Regions from separate parts of the Homo sapiens genome. Here region 2 is linked to region 1. The links are chromatin contacts, found by Hi-C or POLR2A ChIA-PET in ENCODE. All regions are on one chromosome and are shown on one strand. Each heading gives the region's core, a stretch centred on a gene start or an enhancer-like site at or near the end of the contact. The rest is flanking DNA. Distances are from core to core; before and after follow the strand shown. Region 1 overlaps ELMO1 (engulfment and cell motility 1). Region 2 overlaps ELMO1 (engulfment and cell motility 1).

The links. A loop is a pair of places that touch in the nucleus more often than their neighbours do. ChIA-PET counts read pairs that join two places held with the same protein, here RNA polymerase II (POLR2A). Pooled maps may share reads with other maps.
Region 2: a pooled map shows a loop between it and region 1 (6-fold over the local background). The contact joins two enhancer-like sites. A Hi-C loop is called at or near these places in 10 of 50 pooled maps. POLR2A ChIA-PET finds 5 or more read pairs at or near these places in 6 of 52 experiments (activated CD4-positive, alpha-beta T cell, activated CD8-positive, alpha-beta T cell, activated T-cell and 2 more).

What each region holds. Positions count from the first base shown.
Region 1 is chr7:37,335,027-37,337,726 of GRCh38, reverse strand. All of the region lies in intron 2 of ELMO1 (engulfment and cell motility 1), which reads left to right. Among named protein-coding and RNA genes, the nearest start is that of ELMO1, 110 kb to the left of the region's middle. Within about 2 kb of position 1,331, at least 7 of the 41 ENCODE cell types and tissues checked have a DNase peak (open chromatin) inside an H3K27ac peak, as active enhancers do.
Region 2 is chr7:37,407,696-37,410,395 of GRCh38, reverse strand. The region is part of intron 1 of ELMO1 (engulfment and cell motility 1); the gene reads left to right. Among named protein-coding and RNA genes, the nearest start is that of ELMO1, 40 kb to the left of the region's middle. Within about 2 kb of position 1,400, at least 4 of the 41 ENCODE cell types and tissues checked have a DNase peak (open chromatin) inside an H3K27ac peak, as active enhancers do.

The DNA.
Region 1 (2,700 bases), core at 82-2,581:
CTGTCTTTGCCTAGAACTTCTCGGCCTACATATTTGCATGGCATCACAGACTACCTGATGCCTTTATCTCCTGCCTTCCTGTTTTGTTTTGCTTTTTCTACTGCTAGCAGAGAAGGGAAGAGGTGGTCCCAATTTGTTTCCAGTGCTTTCAGCTTATCCCAACCCCCAATGCTCCACATAGGTGTTTTTTTTTTTTTTTTTTTATACTTTAAGTTTTAGGGTACATGTGCACAACGTGCGGGTTAGTTACATATGTATACATGTGCCTTGTTAGTGTGCTGCACCCATTAACTCGTCATTTAACATTAGGTATATCGCCTAATGCTATCCCTCCCCCCTTCCCTTACCCCACAAGAGGCCCCGGTGTGTGATGTTCCCCTTCCTGTGTCCATGTGTTCTCATTGTTCAATTCCCACCTATGAGTGAGAACATGCAGTGTTTGGTTTTCTGTCCCTGCGATAGTTTGCTGAGAATGGATCCAAAGGACATGAACTCATCATTTTTTATGGCTGCATAGTATTCCATGGTGTATATGTGCCACATTTTCTTAATCCAGTCTATCATTGTTGGACATTTGGCTTGGTTCCAAGTCTTTGCTATTGTGAATAGTGCCGCAATAAACATACGTGTGCATGTGTCTTTAAAGCAGCATGATTTATAATCCTCTGGGTATATACCCAGTAATGAGATTGCGGGGTCAAATGATATTAGCCCATCCTTTCTACCCTACCTGGGGCTTTGTCCCAGCCATGTTCTCTTCTCTTATTCTTTTCTTCTTCTCTGTCTTCAACAGTGAACTCTTCTGTTTTCACCTTGGAAAATCCTCCCCTTGACCTAGTAACTCTCTTTTGGTAGTATTTTATTCTGTTTTTCCATTCCAGGCTTATTTAAATGTTACCAGTATATGCCATCTATGTTGTTCCATGCTTATTTTAATATTTGCATGAACAACAATTTACCTCTCTACAGGGCTCCCCTTTTTGGTGGCACCTCTGCCTTGGTTGTCCTCACCCTCTCGGTTACGCTCGGCAAAGCTGCCCATTCTCATCTTCTTGAAACTCTCCCTTCCTTCCTCTAGCTTCAGTGCCTGAGATTCTTCCTCCCTGTTTGATTCATCTGGGATTGTTTCCTTCCTGGTTCCTCTTCTTTCTAGATCAGTTCCAACCTCAGTGCTAAGCCCTCTGGTCTGTGTGTTCACTGTCGACACTCTTTGTCTTAGAGTCCATGTTCGCTCATGACGTTAAAGTTTCACCTCTGCCTACATACATAACAACAGTTCCCATCACCGGCATAGCCTGCCAGCTAACCACTAGTTTCATTTCTCTGTTGGGTGGATATATGGTTCCCCTCTCTAACTTCAGTTGTCTACAGACGAGACAAATGGTTAGTGAAACTGCCCATATGTTAACCTGAAGAAAGGAGTCTCACAGGTATTACCAACTTTTTGAGGTTATATCATGTAGAGGGGGGACCATTAGATATGTTCTTTTTTTTTTTCCTTGACGCAGGGTCTCACTGTGTCACCCAGGCTGGAGTACAAAGGCTCAATCAAAGCTCACTGCAACCTCTAATTCTGGGCTCAAGATATCCTCCTGCCTCAGCCTCTCGAGTAGCTGAGATTACAGGTGTGCACCACCATGACCAGCTAGTCTTTGTATTTTTAGTAGTGATGGGGTTTTGCCATGTTGCCCAGGCTGGTCTCAAACTCCTGGACTTAAGCGATCCTCCCACCTCAGCCTCCCAAAGTGCTGGGATTACAGTCCATGAACCACCACAGTGCCCTGCCTAGATGCGTTCTTTATGGCCCAAGTGTAGGAACTCCATCCTATTTGTGCTAGGAGACACATTTCACCTTCACCCAAGAAAAGCCAGCACGGGCCATCTCATCAGGCGAGGGGATCCATCATCTCTACCAAGTGTGCATCAGACAAATGCTTGGAGAAGATGTTCTGAGCATATTCAGGCCCAAAAAGGGCAATGGGAAGAGATACATAGTTTTCAACCTTAGTTCTGCTTCTCAAATGGCTTGGGGCAGAGGGGTGGCTGCCGAGGGCTTCCGGGCACCCCTCGCTCACTCCTGCTGCAGCACCTTTGTATTGTCCCATTTTCATTTGCGTATGATTTGGGGAAAGATTTTGTTTGAAAAAAGTTTATCAGTTTAAAAAAATAGACATGGATGATTCTTGAGCTTTCTGGTATTCCTGAGACTTCAGTCAGATTCTTTAGGGTGGCTTTGCATCCTTCCATATTTTTCATAAGCATTGTCCCTGGGCCAAGGTAGTGTCTGCAGGCACTGTATGTGATTCCCAGGTACCCCTCTGTTTTATAGAAGCTGCTCCTTTAGACGCTTGTTCCCGCACATTCATGGTCTTTTTTCATCTCTTGCCGTTTCCTTCTAAAAGTATGCCACCTTGAATGCCCCCTGCCTTCTCCCAGCTCTCTACTGCTTTAAATCCTGGCTTTGCTAAGCACTGCAGAGAGCCTCCTTTGTACTCAAACCTTTTCTGATCGCATTATAATGCAGTCTTTTCTCCAGTTTTCTAATTTCTTATATCATTTTCTTTGCCTGTAGCTTTTATTTGCAGTTAATATATTTCACACGTAACGTAATTTACATTTTTCTTTTTTCATGCTCACTTCTCTTGAAATAGATTATAAGCTCTTGGAGGTCAGCCAGTGGCTTACATACATTTGTATCCT
Region 2 (2,700 bases), core at 151-2,650, 73 kb before region 1:
TACTGAACCCTTGCTGTGATCAAGGAACTGAATTAAATTTTATGTGGATACCAGGTTTTACTAAACTTGTTTTTTTCTTTCAAGGAGATTATACTTTAGTAGAGGAGAGAAGACACATCTAATTTAGCAAAACTTTAGGGAGCTTTCTATGTGTCAGTCACCAAACTGCAATAGTACTGGGGAGTTCATTTTTTTTCATGTCAATTACATAAAATAATCCTGCCTATGCAAAGAAGTTAGAGACTCTCTGAGCTAGAGCAATTACAGCAGGAATTGTAAAGGAAGTCGGAAGCAAAATAGTCATAGTAGTTAAGGGTTCTGACTTGGGAGTCAGATATATCTGGTTTTGGATCCTGGCTTCGTTGCTTAATAGCTATGTGACTTTGCGGGAAGGAGGGAGATAATTACCTTTTCAAGATTCAGTTTTCCTGCTTGCAAAATGGGGATTATAATGATAATATTTACTGTGGTAGATTGTATTGTCCAAAATGGTCATGCCAGTATCTTTTATCATACATGATCTTACAATATCCCTGTGAAACTCCTGCCATCTAGCAATAGGGTTTATGTTCCTTCCATTTGATCTTGAGTGGAATGTTGTGACAGCTTTGACCAACAGAGCATAGCAGAAGTGATACTATATGGCTTGCAAGGCTACATCATAAAAATGTTATTCACCTCCATCTTGCTCTGCAGTGTAGCTCTTGGAACCCAGCCACCATGCTGTGAAGAAGCCCAAACAGCCCGTGGAGAGTCCCAAGTGGGAGGAATTGAGGCCTCTGGCCCACGGGCCTGGCTGAGTTCCCATCTAACAATTAGCCTCAACTTTCCAGCCATATGAGTGACCATCTTACAAGTGGATCCCCCAGCAAGCCCCAGTTGAGTTGCCCTGGCTGACTGTGCATGGAGCATAGACAAACCATACTTACCCAACCCTGCCCAAATGGTAGTTTCATGAGAAAAATGAAGTGATTGTTGTTGTGTGAAGCCAGTAAGTCTGGAGATAGTTTGTTACACAGCAGTACACAGCCAGGACACTTGCCATATAAAGTTGCTAAGAGGAGTCGATGAAATGATACATATAAATCAGCATAAAACTAGTGACCCGTTAATGATAGCTCTCTTCATTATTATCACTAGTTAAGGGAAGTTATTTAATAGATGTCAGCATTAGTTCAAAGTAAGGTCAGAACCTAAAAAGCTACCCACGAACTTTTGGCATCCAGTAGGTTTTAGGAATTTTGTTCACTTTTTTTTTTTTTTCACTTGCAAAACTCTGCTGTGTGTCAGCTTCCGGATCACCTTTCTGCTGATATTGTGCTGAGTTTGTTCTGAACTCTGTGCTTTCCGTTGTTTCAGAGTTTCACTTAGGCTTTCGGTGCCATGGCCCGATGTGTAAACAATGTTTAAACTTCCAGATTATTCTGTGAAAGTCATGCTCAGGGCTGTTATTTTATTAAAACAATTTTTTTGCATGTGGTAAAAAGCAACACAAAATTTACAACTTCACCATTTGAAGTATACAGCACAATAGCATAAACTATATGCACATTCTTACGCAGCAGATCTCTAGAGCTTTTTCATTGTGAGTGACTGGAAATCTATACCCACTGAAAAACGACTTCCCCTTTCCCTTCTCCCCAGCCCCTGGCAACTACCACTGTATTTTATGTTTCTAAGAGGTTGACTACTTTAAATAATCCCTAGAAGTATAACCATGCAGCATGGGTCTTTTTGTGGCCGGCTTACCTCACTTAGCATCATGTCCTCAAAGTTTATCTGAGTTGTAGCACATGACAAGATCTCCTTCTGCTTTAGGCTGAATAATATTCCATTGCATGTATATTCCTACCGTTTCTTTATCCCTTCATCTATTAATGAATATTTAGACTGCTTCTCCCTCCTGGCTATTGTGACTAACGCTGCAGTGTACACAGTAGTGCCAATGTTGCTCTGCGGTTATTTTTTCCACTTCCTACCAACAGCAGAATCTCGTTGAAATGCATTGGAAAGACAGAGCGTAGGGGCTTATCTGAGTTCTTTGTCATCTTTTTTCCAATGTGTCTTAGACAGTGATGCACAATCAGGTAGCCAGACTGCCCAGATTCTTCCTGGGGGTTTCAACTTCATTATGTATATCTATTGTGTAACCGGTTGTGATTAGAATTAAACCTCTGCCAGGCTTTCTATTGCTTTCAGAGCAGTTTCACAAGCATTATTTTATTGAACCCTTGCTGCATGATAGCTATTTCTTTAGTATGGGGAACACAAGGTTACAAATATAGTGTGGATATAAAATCCAATGCTACTGTATATGTTTATTGTGGTATTCAATGTTCTTTACCAATGTAAAATTCACTTACAGACTTGACACAATTTTTTGAAGTTACTATTTTTAAAATTAATAAATATTTTAAAAATTAATCAATTTTTTTCTAAGAGAAATTTTAGGTTTACAGAAAAATTGGGCACAAAGTACAGTTTCCATATCCTCTCTTTCCCCAGCAGGGCTTCCCTCTTATTAACATTTGTTACAAGCAATGAGCCAATATTGATACATTATTATTCATTGAAGTTCATAGTTTGCCTTAGGGTTTACTTTTTGTTTTTTACAGTTCTATGAGATTGAACGAATGCATAATGCCGTTTATCCACCATTATTCTGTCATACAAAAGAATTTTACTGTCCTAAAAATCCCC